2 separate regions of the Homo sapiens genome follow, and region 2 is linked to region 1. Evidence: chromatin loops called from intact Hi-C (ENCODE). Cell type or tissue: PC-9. All regions are shown on one strand. Links, peaks and the distances in the headings refer to the core of each region. The heading gives the core; the rest is flanking DNA.

Region 1 (8,337 bases), core at 322-8,321:
GGTAGTAGTTGTTTACTTAATATTAGGATGATGCTGATTACTAGTTGTTTGACTTTAGACAAATGAAATCCCTGAGTCTTGGGGATATGGTTTGAATGTGTGTCTCCTCAAAATCTCATGTTGAAACATGGCCTCCAGGCTGGGCACAGTGGCTCACACTTGTAATCCCAGCACTTTGGGAGGCAGAGGCAGGCAGATCACGAGGTCAGGAGATTGAGAACATCTTGGCCAACATGGTGAAACCCCATCTCTACTAAAAATACAAAAAATTAGCCGGGCATGGTGGCAGGTGCCTGTAGTCCCAGCTACTCAGGAGGCCGAGGCAGGAGAATCTCTTGAACCCGGGATGAGGAGATTGCAGTGAACAGAGATCGCACCACTGCACTCCAGCCTGGTGACAGAGCGAGACTCTGTCTCAAAAAAAAAAAGAAAAAGAAAAGAAAAAGAAAAAGAAAAATATGGCCTCCAATGCTGGAGGTGTGCCTAGTGGGGGCAGATCTCTCATGAATGGATTGGTGCCCTCCCCATGGTTAGGAGTTCACAAGAGAGCTGGCTGTTTAAAGAGCCTGGCTCCTCCTTCCTCTCTCTCTTGCTCCCTCTCTTGCCAAGTGACACACCAGCTCCCCTTCCCTTCTACCACGTTTGAAAGCTTTCTGAGGCCTCACTAGGAATGAATGCCAGCACCACACTTCCTGTACAGCCTGCAGAACCCTGAGCCAAAGTAAACCTATTTTCTTCACAGATACCCAGTCTCCGGTATTCTGTTATGGTAACATAAATGAACTAATACATTTGGTTTCCTCATTTGTGTTATGGATACAATAATATCTATCTCCAGGTTTTGTTGCTTAATAAGCTAATAATATATACAGATCACACACTGTAAGGTTTCACACATAAAAAATACTTAATCAGTGGTAGAGAGTGATGTCACCAAAATGGTGGAGTAGAAGCAATCTGGCTTTACTCTCTCCCACTGAAAATCAAAATCAAATACCCAGCACCTAGATTATCACCAGCAATATCCCAGAACTCAAATGTGAGGATGAGAAATTCCCTGGGGCCACAGAGATGTAAAAAAACCCTGAGCAAATGGTAAGAGCAGACTCCTATATCTACAACACACCTCCACCAGTAAGTGGGGGCTGTTACTAAGGAAAAATAGGGCCAGATGTAATGGCTCACACCTGTAATCTCAGCACTTTAGGAGTCTGAGGCAGGTGGATTGCTTGAGCCCAGGAGTTCGAGATGACCTGGACAACAAAGTGAGACCCTGTCTCTACAAAAAAATCAAAAAATTTGCTAGGCATGGTGGCGTGCACCTGTAGCCCCAGCTACACAGGCTGAGACAGGGGGATCACTTGAGCCCAGGAGGTCAAGGCTGCAGTGAACCTTGTTCACACCACTGTACTGTCACTTGTCATCATCCTGGTGACTGAGCAAAAAAAAGAAGAAAGAAAGGAAAATAGTATAAAATAAATAAACAAAAGAATCAGGCAAATCTCTTAATTGATGTTGAAATGACAGACGCGTTGCCTCAAGAGCCTCTCTCTTGCACCTTTCCCTGTCTTCTAAGATATGGTAGCTATCCATTCTTCAACAAGTGCTGGTCGAACAGATACTATGTGCTAGGCACCACACCAGCTGCTAAGAGCAGCATTAAAACAATGAGTAATCAATGGGTATGAGTTTCTTCTGTGGTGATAAAAATGTTCTAAAATTGATTATGTTGATGGTTGCACGCAGCTGTGAATATATTAAGACATTGACTTGTACACTTTAAATGCGTAAATTAATTGTATGACATGTGAATTATATCTCAATTAAACTGTTAGTTTTTTAAAAAAAGAAAGGAACAATAGACCTGAGTCAACCACATTCTATCTGTGTGATTTTGGGCAAGTCACCTGACATCTTTGCTTCAGTTTTCTCTTTTGAGAAGTAGGAATAATAAAAGAACTACTTCATGGGGTTTCAATGAGGATTAAAAGAGAAGACATCTGTAAGGTGCTAGTTAGCACTTGGTATGTAATAAGAGGTCCATAAATGTTAGCCAACATCATCACCCTCATCTTTATTAGTATATAATGCTAAAATAGGAATATACACAGTAGTATGAGAAAAAAAGAGGAAGGAGTTCTTAGTCAAACTGGATGGGAAAGTGAAGAAGTGATGGAAGAGGAGATGGCATTGAAGCTGAGTAAGAATTCATCAGTACAAGAGGATGTGAAGGGTATTCCTGGAGGAGGAAACAGCATGAGCAAAGGCATGGGGGTGAGAAATAGCATTATTAAGGTAATGAGCGACTAGCAGTTTTGTATAAAGTGTAAGGCCAGCAACTCGGACTTTACTGTGAGGACAATAAACCTCCAGAGGGAAGCAACATGGCAAGTTGGCATCCCAGAATGGTCACTCCAGTGGAGAGGATGAATGTTAGGGAATGCAGGACAGAAATGGCAGAGGAGTTAGGAGTGAGAGATACAACAATTCAAGCGAGAGATGGTAATGGCTACAACTTGGACTTTGAGTCAAGAGTATCAAGTATCAAGGCCAGGGCTCCTTTGGTCGTAAGTGACAGAGTCACTCATAACGTCAGGGAAGGCGTAAACTCCAAGGCAGGGGCTTCAGTCTAGTCAGGCATCCCAGAAACCAGAACTGGAACTGGAAAACCAGGAGGCAAGGTGATTCTCTTTCAGTTTTCTCTCTCAGCATCCCTGCCTCCCATACTTGGGCTGCACTGGCTTCTTTTGACTGAAGCACTTCCTCTGTTACTCCTGGTTTCTGCCTTCCCATATCTTCTCCTTCAGTGTGGCCCAAGAGTAATCTCCACCCTTGTGCTACCTGAACTGCCACCTTCAGAGGCCACCACCAGCTGCCTTCTTCCCTCTGTGTCACTGGATTCCAATTTCTGAGATAGAATCTGAATGGCTCAGCTCATCCTTTTGAACTTGCCTTAGGACAGTTCAGGAAAGTCATAGGTCAAGGACCAGCCCAGAAATGAGGGTGGAGGCTGTCTACAAAGTAGAAAACGGAGTCATTATAAGTAGCAGGTTTCTGCTCAAGGATTCATCTTACAGGCACCTGAAATATGTCTCATATAATAGGCCTAGAGGGGAAGGGATACATTTAAAATTTATTAGGCAATAAAACCAGCATTATTAGGTAATTGTTTGAATGTGGGAGGGGAGTTGACCCGGAGGCATGGATGACATCAGGGGTTGGCTTGGGTAACTGGTTGATCTCTCAGCTCCACTTTCCCCTGTGTTGGGACTGTTTTCAGGTTCTCAAGAAGCTTTTCCCTTGATTGAGTTAGGGTCTGCAGGAAACGAATGGCACTCTCACACTGGAACATTGGAAGAGAGTTTAATAGGAGGAAAATGGGGCAGGGTATAGTGTAACCATGAGGGACGGGGCAGTACCATGGGGCCAGAAACAGCGTGTGATGTCCAGCCCTAGCCCTGAAGGGTGAGGAAAGGGGCAGTTATTGGAATCTAGAAAGGGAGGACTGTTTCAAGAAGCCTGCGCGATGGGAGCCATGGACTTTTGTGGAGGACACAGACAGCCTGCGGCAAAGTTGCAGCAAGGGAATGGCGGGGGAAAGAAATGCTCTGACCTGGCTCTTCTCCCTCCCTCTGAAATCCTGCCCTGGCTCCTCAAGGGCTAAACCCAACAGGAAAACATAGAGCAAGGAAGCCCACTGATGTAGTCTACACCGCCTCCCTGGGGTGGGGAGAAGGTGCGGAGGAGCCGAGTCAAGAGGTCCAATACACGCCTCACGGTGGGGCTCACATCCAGCTCGCAACAATCCGCTGGAAGAAGCCACTACTTTCTTGATAGCCTCTATACAAAAGCCACGGAATTGAACCTCGATTGTTCAGATTCCGTCCCTGGACCAATCACTGCAGCTGAAGGGGGTTACTGCTCTGATTGGCTAAGTTCTGAGATGCAGAAGGGTGAATCTTCAAAGAAAATCAGGGTGTTGTTAACTATCCAGATAAAAAGAACACTACTGCACATAATGGGGCTCCTTGAGAACTTTTGAGAGGAGTTTATCAATCCTGCTGGAGAGATGGGTGGGGGTGGGGGAAGAGACCAGAGTGCATCCGTGAAGAGGTGAACCCAGTCATAAGAGATAGAGACATCTCTCTTCAAGCTTCACCTTTTTATTTTGTTTGTTTATTGTGACAGAGTCTCGCTCTGTCGCCCAGGTTGGAGTGTTGTGGCGCGATCTCAGTTCACCACAACCTGCGCCTCCCAGATTCAAGCAATTCTCCTATCTCAGCCTCCCAAGTAGCTGGGATTACAGGCGTAAGCCACTGCGTCCAGCCCAGCCTCACCTTTTTAAACAGGGATGAATCAACCATCTGTGGCTCCAGCACTCACCAGCAAGTTGTTAAACAAGTTCAGCCTTCTTGTCAAGAGTGCAGACCCCTCGTTGGCAGCAAAGACCACCAAGCCCTGCTTCATGAATTCATTCCTTGCAGTTAGACCTAGAAGCGACTTCTCTGGACCCACTGAAGTTTGCTGGAAGGTGCCACCTAGTGGAACAATAGAGGACCTACCGCTTGGACAAAAAGAAACCTTAGCAGGATTTTAGAGCCCTGAGAGCCATGTTGGAGCAGTGGTTCTCTCAAACTTGGCTACAAATTGGAATCATGTAGGGATGGCTGAGTCTGACTCCCAGAGATTCTGACTTAATTGGTCTGGGATGCAGGTTAAGCATCCAGAGCTTTTAATGGTCCACAGGTGATTCTAATGTGTAGCTAAGGTTCAGACTACCGGGTTATAGAGTATCCAATCCTCTTACTTTACAGAGGTGCCCACAGACTGCAGCCGTTCTTCCAAGAGTCTCAAACTCCTAGGAAGCCCCCTTTGGTCCTGTGCCCCACCACCTCTCTGTGTTTTGTATACCTTTTTTTTCTTTTGTACAAAAATGAAAAGTAATTAAACAGAAAGCACTCTCGTTTACCAAGCCCTGATACTTTCATGGCAGTGCCAGGAGGAGGATGGCTCCCTATACACCTGATATTTGTATCTGACCCTACTGGCTAATGCTCTGTTTGAGATGGGTCCACCCAATGACATAGTATATTTATTCTTTGTTTGAGATTTGTGGCCTTCTCTGTTTGCTCTTTCAAAGTGTATCCTACTTGAGGTACTTTTGATATCTACTGTCTTGATTCAGTGGTGTTCCTTTATAGTTGACAGGATTGATTTAATTGGCATCTCATTGTGGAAATGACAAAGTAGGGTCTGGGAGAAAAAGAGAAAGGGAGACAGGCAGTTCCCATCTAGAGGTCATTTCAAATAGGTGTTGGGGCTCAGAAAAGGACACCCCAAAATATGGCACTTTTGCATGCTGACTCCTTTGAACTAAGGAGACTGACAGCCCTCAGAAATAAGCTTCAGAAGTAGAGGAATTAATGTCTTAGACTCCTTCTCTGAAATCTATGTTAACCAGAGAGGAGGAGCTCCTTCTGCAGGAGAGGAAACTAAAAGTCTCCAAGCCCAGATACCACACACAGACAGACTTTTCACCTGTTCTTTCAACTACTCTTCTGAGGGTTGTTACCTGAGAGACTTTATCTGCATAATAAGACAACCTTTGTTCACAGTGCAATTCTGCCCCCCGCCTTTTCATAACTTGTCACCACCTCTGAGGAACTTTGTCCCAGGTTATTGTCTGTTCTCCAGGCTCATTCATCTCCCTTAAAAATCATTTACTCTTCTTCTAAAATTGCCTACATCCCCCACTTTATTCTTTCTTATGATGAGGGTATTTAAGCTTCAACCATCTGGCCCTTCTTTGAGTTTCATATTTTGTGTGGCTCCCATGCAAATGGCACATTAATAAATGTGTAGGTCTTTTCTCCTGTTAGTTTGTCTATTACCAGTTTATTTTGGAGACTTAAAGACTCAAACTTTCAGAAGGGGAGGGAGAAATTCCCTTCACCCCTACATAGGCATCCTGCAAACCCTTTCTTTGCATTCAAAATAGGAGTTGAAGTGCCACTAGATGCAGAAACTGGATTGAATCCCAAGTGGTGTTCCATGTCTGCCCCCACTTTTCCCATCCTACCTTGCAGGATTTAGTCACAGAATTTTGAAATTAAAAAAGACCTTAAAGAGCATCCGGTTCAACTGCTTTATTTAATACAACCATGTTCTGTGTTTATCTAGACATCTCTCCTTCCTGCTGCCATTACACTCACAAACCCACACATGATAAACCTGAAGCTCAGAGAATTTGAGTGACCTGTCTGAGATCACACAGGAAGCTAGAAGCAAAGTCTAGGCTGATTGAGGCTGACCAGGTACAGGTGGGGAAATTTCAGCTCCAGGAATTTTTTTCTCTTCCTCTGTATTATAAGTTTGAGCCTTGTTAAATGACCAACCTGGCGCAGATAGAAATTTGGGTCATTGAGACTAGTGTTAATGAGTTTTCTGAATACAGATTTTAAAGAGGTGGGTGTAGGATTATTAATTAATTGACTGATCGATTCATTTATTTCTCAGATGTTTGTTGAGCGCCTATTTTGGGGTAGGTACTGTGCTAGGTATTGGGGATATGCCAGGGAATGAAAACACACATGGCAAGTGTGAAAGGAAAACAGACTTTGGGACCCCAAAACCACAAAGCCAAAGGGAAAAGTCAAGCTGGGAACTGCTTAGGGAAAACCTGCCTCCCATTCTACTCCCACACAGATAGCATTTCCCTGATGAAATATGATGTGGAATATTTTTTTTTTTTTCTCAGACGGAGTCTCACTCTGTCACCCAGGCTGGAGTGCAGTTCCATGATCTCGGCTCACTGCAATCTCTGCCTCCTGGGTTCAAGCGATGCTCCTGCCTTAGCCTCCTGAGTAGCTGGGATTACAGGTGCATGCCACCACGCCTGGCTAATTTTTGTATCTTCAGTAGGGATGGGGTTTCACCATGTTGGTCAGGCTGGTCTTGAACTCCTGACCTTGTGATCCGCCCGTCTTGGCCTCCCAAAGTGCTGAAATTACAGGTGTGAGTCACTGCACCCGGTGATGTGGAGTATCTTTTTAATGTGCTTGCTTGTATAAACCAAAAAGTATCTGAGACAAGTCTCAATCAATTTAGGAAGTTTATTTTGCTAAGGTTAGGGACGTGCCTGTGACACAGCCTCATGAAGTCCTAACATGTGGCCAAGGGAAATGCAAATTAAAACAGTGAGATACCTCTACACACCTGTTAGAACGGCCAAAACCCATAACACTAACAGCACCAAGAGCTGGCAAGGATGTGGAACAATGGAAACTGTCATTCATTGCTGGTGGGAATGAAAAACGGTATAGTCACTTTAGAAGCCAGTTTTCCAGTTTCTTGAAAAACTAGAAAAACCCTTACCATATGATCCAGTAATTGAATTCCTTAGTATTTACCCAAAGGAGTCAAAAATTTATGTCTACACAAAAACCTGCACATTGATGTTTGTAGCACCTTTATTCATAATTACCAAAACTTGGAAGAACCAATATGTCCTTCAGTAGGTGAACGGACAAACTGTGTTACATCCAGGCAATGGAATATTATTCAGCACTAAAAAGAAATGAGCTATCAAGCCACAAAAGGACACACGGAAGGACCTTGAATGCATATTGCTAAGTGAGAGAGGCCAATCTGAAAAGGCTACTCCATACTGTGTAATTCCAACTATATGACGTTCTAGAAAAGGCAAAACTATGCAGACAGTAAAAAGATCAGTGGTTGCTGGGTTAGGGTAGGAAGGATGAATAAATGGACACAGAGGATTTTTAGGGCAGTAAAACTGAGGCAGGAGAATAAGGCCTGGAGGCAGGGAACCTAAGGACTTCGTAGAACTAAATCAAACTGAAAAAGCCCAACTTTCTAAGACCAAGTAAATAACTTTGTAACTCTACTTCTGCTATGACAGGAAACATCCTCTTCATTTGCATAGGATGTACACCAAGTAAATAACTTCGTAACTTCACTTCAGCTTCTTCATTTACATAGGGTATACACCAAGTAACCAATGGGAAACCTCTAAAGGGTATTTAAACCCCAGAAAACTCTGTAACCAAGCCCTTGAGCTGCTTGTTCGGGCCCCCTCCCACCCTGTGGAGTGTGCTTTTGTTTTAAACAAATCTGTTTTCTTGCTTCATTCTTTCTTTGCTTTGTGCGTTTTGTCCAATTCTTTGTTCAAAACACCAAAAACCTGGATACCGTCCACCAGTAACAAAACTACTCCGTATGATACTATAATAGTGGATATGTCATTATACATTTGTCCAAACCCATAGGAGGTATAATACCAAGAGTGTATCCTAATGTAAACTATGGATTTTGAGT
Region 2 (8,337 bases), core at 239-8,238, 89 kb before region 1:
TAGTTCTTGATCCTCATTCAAACACCTGTGACTTAAACATGCATTTGTGAAACAGAAACCAACATTCCTAAACTAACTGACATATGGTGTGTGTAACCCCCACTTTTTCCCTCCATATGTCAGTGACCAATAGGAAAAGGAGCTTCCCTCCTGTGGGGCTCCTTAATCCAAATGGGTGACTAAAGTGAGGATGGATAGGGAACTGAACCAACAAAGTGATTAGAGAAGGCACTAATAAGGCTCCTCACCCATACTAGCTATAGAAAAGGGGGCCCTATGCTTTACAATCTCTAAGCTTTATTCTTAGTGATGAAGCTAAGGTTTTCAAAATAATCCAGTGCCTTCTGTCTCCCATCTCTCTCCCAAACCCAGAGCTGGAGAGTAAGAGAGGCATGGACCTGAAGCCAGACCCCCTACCCAACCGTTGATCAGACTTCACTCTGGACAGATGAAAGGTTTGAGCACTTTCTGAGTGACAGCTCACAGAGCTGGCATGTTACATTTAAGCCATTTACATTTTGGAGCCTGTGAGTCTGTCAAAACAATGCCACCCCCTGCTGTGACTCTGGCATAATAACTGGCTTGTGCAGAGCAAATCTTGACTCAACTTCCATGTGACCAACCATGTGAATGTGTGCAGATTAAAAGACAGAAAGAAACGAGATTTTTATTATTTTTTTTTTAATCTTTAACAAATACAGGCACCTTTTGGTCCAGGTTTCCCTCTGATTCAATGTCATGCACTAGTAAATCTGGATCTGAGACAGCCCAGTTTATCTTGGAGTATTAAGGACTTAGTGAAGCAAAGAAAACTCATTCTAAGGGTTTAAAGGAAGTTAAAGAATATCCTGTTACATTTTCAGGTTAAGGATCCTAAATGCCTTATTCACTGGTATATTCCATGGATTTGCCCAGGGTCTGATGTGTAGAAGATGACCGACAATATTCGTTGAGGGAATCAATGTTTTCAACAACACCATCTCTACCACTCCACCCCCAAAACCATACAAGGTTTCCTGCCATTCATCTATCCCTGGTAGTGTTGTCATCCATACCGCCTCCTCACATTTCTTAGAGAGCTACTTTGGATGATCCATCCTCATTTCATTTCTGAGTAGATTTACATCTTGCAGCTGAACCATTCATTCACTCTTTCATCAACTCTATGTTGTGTGGAGGGCCTATTTGGATCAAACACTTAATTAATGACAAAATTACAAAGGTAAGAGGCATATGGAAAATACCTTTGATAAGACTATAGTCCAGTAGAGAAGACAGGAACATGGGCCTCTAAAATCTAGGGTATGAGGCTCGGAGGAGATGAATAAAGACCAACATAGGAAAGAGAGGGAAAATTCTCAAGGGAACCCTAATAAGGTGTTCAGAGAAATGGAAGATGTCTAATTTGTGGGTATTAGAGCTTGGGAGTGTGTATCAGTGAAGGAACTATAAGTTGGGTATGTGTGGCGCAGCTAGGAGAATTGTCCGTCCTGGGTTGCCCGAAAACAAGCTAGCTAGGACCAGGATCCCCCCTCCTTCTCCACACCAGAAGGGCTGCCCCCACACTCAGCTTTCTACAGGACTGCTGGCTTCCTTCACCTGGGAGGGAGGACTCTAATTTTCTATGCACCGTAAGATGAATTGCAGGACAGCTGGTGTCCCCACACTATTTCTTTACATGGTTGGCCCCATAATTCTGGACTGATAGCACCGAGTAGCCTATGTGTTCCACCCTCTTCAAAGACTGTTTTCTCACTTTTGGTCTACAAATGGGAGAAGAACAGGGCCCACTTGGTCCCTACTGGCAATCAGATCCTTACTGCAGGCCCAGAAATGGCTCCTCCCTGTGAAGTATAGAAGCACCAGCTTTGTAAGTTTTCCATTTCCTCAATAAACCTTATTCGTTGTGCCATGTCAATCAATTTAAACCAAACCATGATGCATCATAGGCAGAGATCCACAAGGGTCCACCTCATATGACATGGGCCTGGGGACCCTGCAGAGGTAGGCAGCAAGGGTATCCTGGTGTGTGCAGGGTATGAACTATCCTGGTGTGTGCAGGGTGTGAACTATCGTGTGTGCAGGGTGTGAACTATCGTGGTGTGTGCAGGGTGTGAACTATCCTGGTGTGTGCAGGGTGTGAACTGGAGGAAGGGGGAATATATTAGGTTGGTGCTGCAGTTTTTGCCATTGAAAAGAAATGGCAAAAACCACAAGGACTTTTGCACCAACCTAATAGTAAAGAAGAGGGGATAGTGTGCGCTAGGAGTCATGGGACTTGGGACAGCAGGGACGGCCGGAACCTCTTTTGGGCAAGGCCTTTGCAGCAGACATCTGTTGTTTCTGCTTGCCTGCCTTCTTCCCGTTCTATTGCTAATAGTACATCAATGTTTCTCTGAAGAAACTTCCTTTCCCATACCATGCAGTCTGGCGGGCCTGTTAGTGCTGGCCATTCTCTGGCCAAGGAAAGAGCTAATTCATGCCATGAGAACCTCTCAGGGATTTAAATCCTGAGCACAATCACCAGGAACTGAAAACCATGGCACAGACTCACCAGATGGAGTCCCTAGGGAGTGAGTCCATTCTTGCCCTGGATCCCTCTGCTAGCCCTGCTTGAGGTGCCCACCTTTCCTTTGATTCTGTCAGCCCCACAGTCTTCCACCAGGTCCCCTTTGGGCCTGAGTTAACTTGAGCCAATCCGCAATTTGCAAACAAAGAAGCCTAGTGGCCAGTCTTGAACACTGAAGCTCACTGAGTGAATGCCATCCCAGGGCAAGAGTAACATTAGAATACATGCCTGATGTCTGTATGGTACTGTGCAGTTTCCTCACACTATTAGAGATATTGAAAAGTCAGATTCAGAAAATTTGGGGCCATCTGGCTTAGTGCTGTGACCTCAGACTCCTGCTGGGGATGTTCAATTAGAGAAAGAGATGTGTTGGTATCAAGGATGGCTCTTTATCTTTCCAACTTTTCTGAAGCTTGATAAAGAAATCAAAATTCTGTGTGCATGTGGGTGTGTTTCTGTGCCCAAGTGTCCTTGGGTGGTATTCCAAGAAGTCAAGCAATTTATCTGTCACTGTCATTTGCAAGAATTGCTCTTGGTTGATAAGATTTAAACCCAGCACATCCTCCAGTGCCTGTTGACAACCACTCCTGCCTGGAGCTCTGCCTGGGATCAGTCTTGCTCTGATTCTGCTCCATACTTTACTGCATTGGGTCCTGGAGATAAGAGATACCTAGCATGATTCTCAGACGATGTCCTCTTGAGCAAAAGCCTTTAAGCTTCCAGCTCACCTGCCCACATTCAGGCAATGAGCTACACATGTCCATCCCTTTCCCAGATTCCTCTCTACTGGGTAGAAAGGAGGAAAGAACCACATGAATTGTCAGAAGCACAACTCCAAAGCCCTTGAGGAAAAGGGCAAACTGAAAAGTTGCTGGATCTCTAGCTACATGATCACTGGGGCTCTACTCCTTGGTTTTGTGTGTAATCAACAACAGAGAATTTTGTTCCTCACTGCAGTGGGTTTTGCCATCAAACATAGTTGTCTTAGAGTCCATTGTCATCTTACCAAAGATGCATTCTGTACAATGCATACTGGATAAGGAAATTAAATCCAGGCTAGGAAAGGCAACTCAAGGTCACTATTAAATATATGGTCTGATTAATAAGGACATTTTTAATCATCTTAGAATCTCAGAGCCAGAAGCAATTTTAAAGGCCATCTATTTTCCAATTTTCATGTAATCCCCTCAAATTAAAAAATACATATACATGGATATGCGCATATTGGATGCTTATAGGCACTATGCTAAGTATTTTATATGTATTCTGTCATTGATATACTCTGAATCCTTACAACAACCCTCTGCAATAACCACCATTATTCTCCATTGTACAAACCAGGAACCTGGGGCTCAGAAGGTTTGGTCATTCACCCCACGTCATGCAGCAAGTATGTAGCAGAGCCTCTTCAGAGAAGGTGTCCCTGTAGCTCCTGGCCAAACCTGACCTGCGTGTGTACCTTAAAATTTTCCAGTATAGCTTCAATAATTTTTTTTTTTATTTTTGAGACGGAGTCTCCCTCTGTTGCCCAGGCTGGAGTGCAGTACACGATCTTGGCTCACCGTAACCTCCACCTCCTGGATTCAAGTGAATCTCGTGCCTCAGCCTCCTGAGTAGCTGGGATTATAGGCACCCACCACCACTCCCAGCTAATTGTTTTATTTTTATTAATTATTTTATTTTATTTTATTTTTGAGATGGAGTCTTGCTCTGTTGCCAGGCTAGAATGCAGTGGCACAATCTTGGCTCACTGCAACCTCCTCCTCCTGGGTTCAAGCGATTCTCTGCCTCAGCCTCCCAAATAGCTGGGACTACAGGCATGTGCCACCACACCCAGCTAATTTTTGTATTTTTAGTAGAGATGAGGTTTCACCATGTTGGCCAGGATGGTCTCGATCTCATGATCTCGTGATCCACCCGCCTCGGCCTCCCAACGTGCTGGGATTACAGGCGTGAGCCACCGCACCCGGCTGGCTTCAATAATTTTAAATGGAGGGTTTAACATTAGAAATATTCAGATTTGCACCTTTCCCTGAAAAGTCAGAAGACCTGGCCACACTGGGCTGGCATTCCTACATGGGAAGAATGAGCTCAAGCCAAGTAGTAGTCACCCCTTCAGACACAAATCAGATCACTGCAATAACCTGCTTAGGCTTTTCAATGGCTCCTAATCACACTTAGAATAAAATCCAAAGCCCTCACTACAGCCCACAGGGTCAGGCCTCTGCCTGCTGCTCCACTCTCGTCTTGTCTGACTCTCTGCTCCCCCATGCTAGCATTCTCTCCAGTCCCTGTACTTAAAAAGCCCCGTCCTTCTTCAGGGCCTTTGCTCTTACTGTTTCCTCCTTTGGGAAAGCTATTTCCTCTAGTCTGCCCATGTCTGACTTGTACTAAGCCTTTTGCTTAAATACCACTTCCTCAGAGAGGCCTTCTTGACTCCTGTAATAAATAGAATAATGCCTACTCCCCCTCTTGAAGATGCCCACATCCTAATCCCCAGACCCTGTGAATGTGTTACCTTACATGGCAAAAGGAACTTTGCAGATGTGATTAAGTATCTTGAGATGGGCAGATTATCCTGAATTGTCCTGGTGAGCCTGATGTAATTGCAGAAGTTCTTATAAGAGGAGGGTGGGAAAGGCAGAGTGAGAGAAACAGATTTAACAGCAGATATAGAGGTTGGCATGATGTGAGGAAGCGGCCCTGAACTGAGAAATTCAGGTGGCCTTTAGAAGCTGGAAAAGTGAATTTTCCCCTCCAGAATCTGACCTTTTCTGTAATCCTAAAACTTCTCTAAAAAATAAAGTCTATGAATAGTAATAAGAAAGAGAGAAAAACATGCAGACCCCTTTGGTTTAAATCTGGGTCAGGCACTTGCAAGTTGGGAACTCTTAGGAAGGTTATTTAATCTCTCAGCCTCAGCTTACTCGGCTGTAATATATGTCTCTTTCTACCCACCCGATGGAGCTGTTGTGAAAAACAAGTTAATGCCTAGTGTAGTTCCTGGCATCGTGTAGCAAGCACTCATAAGTATTAGGCTTAGGGATGGGGGGGAAGTGGAGATGTTGTTTGTTTTCTGTAAACACTCAAGAAGACATTGAAATTTTACTTGCTGGGAAGCTGTTGCTCAGAACTGCCTGCAGAATGGAATGTCATGCAGAGAATCTTGAGCCTCCAAGAGGAATGCAGCCCTGAGACACCTTGGCTTTAGCCCAGTGAAGTTGATTTTGAACTTCTGACCTCTAGAACTGTAAGAAAATATGTTTATGTTGTTTTAAGCCACTAAGTTTGTGTCAATTTTGTACAGCAGTAATAGGAAACTAATACAACCACTTATTTTAAAATACTCCCTTCCCCATTACTAGTCTCAAACTTAACCGTTTATTAGTGTCCATCCATGCACTTACCACAACTTGAAATTATTGTATTTGATTGTCTGCTTGCTTAGTTTTGGTCTCTGTGACTGCTAGACTGGAAGTCCCAAGAGGACAATACTATGTCTTTCTAGTTCATGGCTGTTATCCCAAAATAGAGCAACTGTCCAGCAACTGTAGGAGCTCAGCAGATATTTACTGAATAACTAAATTGGTTATTAAATAGTTTGCCTCGCTATTGATTTCAGGTGCCCTCATTTGAGTATATTGCAAGTTGAAAATGTCCCTACTTAAAGGTGGAATTTATGCTTGAACTCAGCCAGGTGCAAGTATTTCTCTAAAGCATAAGAAACAATCAGAGATTTTAAGGAAATCAGGCAGCAAGCCCAATGACAAAACAGGCAATATTCCCAAGATAAATTCATGTTCTGTTTCTTACATGCTTGCTACTCTCAGTGTCACCAGGGAGCTTGTTAGAAATGCAGAATATCAAGCCTCACCCCAGAGCTACTGAATCAGAATCTGCATTTTAACAAGATGTCCAGAAAATCCATATGCATGTTAAAGTTTCAGAATTGCGGCACCACATATTTGATTAAAGGGAAGTGCTCTTCAGAAAAACGAGCTACAAGTATACCTTCCATGGGCAGATGCAGCAAGCACTATCAACCCCATCACAGCCTGAGTGAGCCCTGACTCAACGGCTCTATGCTGCCATATCCCATCACCTGCTCACTAGGCTGAATTCTCTGTGGAGCCAGACAAAGAGGTGATGAATTTTTAGGCACCCATAAGTTCAATCAGAACTAGGCTTGAGCAGGGGAAGAAACCCCTTCCCACCAATGATGGTGGTAGTGGTGGTGGGGTCTGGCTTTGTTGACTCCTGCCCTGCATTATTCTTCCAGGAGTGGAAGAAACTAGAAACTACTGAAAGCCTCTAGGTAGCTGGGTCAGGAGTAAGCCTACTGAGCTACTGCTACCCAGAAAAACCCCTCACACCACCCCATGTGTCCTACAATAAATGTTTGCTAAAAAAATGTGTTTGTTAGTGCAGATGGGACCCCCGTATGCATGGATTCACTATCTCTGTGCTTCAAAAAGCTCTTGTTAGTCCTTTCCAGTGGCCAACACTCAGTGCAGCATGTGGAGCATAATAGATATGTAATAAATATCTGTTGAATGAATAGTGAATCTACAGATGGTCTGTTGGGAAAACTGAGCCATACTGTTCTTATAGTACCTACCATTCTTCACCTGTATTGGCAAGTCCTTGTAGTAGCAAATATCAGAAACCCAACCAAAATACACTTGAATGAAAAAGAATGTACAGGTGCACATGAATACAGTTTGATTGTGGGTGTATATTATATCCTTATGACCTAATTTCTCTTTTTCATTTCTCCCACAAATGATCCTGTTCTCAGACACATTCTCCCTTGGGCCACAATAGAGCTGCCACTGCTCCTCATACCCTCTCAGCTTCAAATTTATGAACTCTCAATGCAGGTTTCATTGGTTCCCACTAGGTAACATTCTCATTCCTAAATCAATCCCCTGGGAAATGCAATTCAGTAATGGGTTTAAGTCTGGTCTTAGGTTCCGCACCTGCCGTATGGCAGTGGGGTGATGGCTATCCATGCTTGAACATTCCTGGAATGTTCTCCAAGCAAAAGCTCAGAGAAATGAAGGTCATGTTCAGGGAACAGTGAGGTCAGAATAAAATTGGGATGAAAGGCGAGGGTCAGATTAGGAAATATCTGAAACTTCAGCCTAAGTAATGTGCCTTCAAGGAAGCTATAGATTGTAAAAATTAAAAATATATACCAGGATAAACAAACTATGGTACATCCATACAATAGAATATTACTCAGCAAAAAAAAAAAAAAAAAGAAGAAGAAGAAGAAATGAGCTATCAAGCCACAGAAAGACATAGAGGAACATTAAATGCATATTGCTAAGTGAGAGAAGCCAATCTGAAAAGACTATGTACTACTGCATGCTTTTAAATATATGACAACTGGAAAAGGCAAATCTATGAAGACAGTGAAAAGATCAGTGGTTGCCAGAAGTATGGGGAGAGGAAGGAGGGGATGAATAGGTGGGAGACAGGGCATTTTTAGGGCTGTGAAACTTTTCTGTATAATAGTATAAGGTAGATACATGTCATTACACATTTGCCAAAACCCACAGAACGTGCAACACCAAGAGTGAATCCTGCTGTAAACTATGGACTGGGTGACTATGATGTGTCAGTGTAGATTCATTATTTATAATAAATAAACCACACTAAGGCAAGATGTTAGGGGAAACTGAGGTGGGGATAAGAGAGTATATAGGAACTATAATTTCTGCTCAGTTTTTCTGTAAACGTAAAAATCTCTAAAAAATAGTCTA

The links. Hi-C counts contacts between places; a loop is a spot of excess contacts. Peaks named below come from ENCODE experiments on the same cell type or tissue, not always from the same donor. Only the 100,000 strongest peaks of a DNase experiment are listed, where the experiment ranks them.
Region 2: a loop joins it to region 1, with 3 times the contacts of the local background. A loop is called at or near these places in 5 of 110 quality-filtered maps.

Annotation. Positions count from the first base shown.
Region 1 is chr5:154,175,756-154,184,092 of GRCh38, forward strand. The region is part of intron 1 of LOC124901118 (a long non-coding RNA gene); the gene reads right to left. Among named protein-coding and RNA genes, the nearest start is that of GALNT10, 11 kb to the right of the region's middle. In PC-9, for the core only: CTCF peaks have their summits at 4,534 (motif pointing left) and 4,738; DNase peaks (open chromatin) are centred at 3,026 and 4,516.
Region 2 is chr5:154,086,895-154,095,231 of GRCh38, forward strand. No RefSeq gene overlaps it. Among named protein-coding and RNA genes, the nearest start is that of MFAP3, 52 kb to the left of the region's middle. In PC-9, for the core only: no CTCF peak of the experiment used is centred there; DNase peaks (open chromatin) are centred at 537, 3,957 and 5,707; H3K27ac peaks cover 2,127 bases.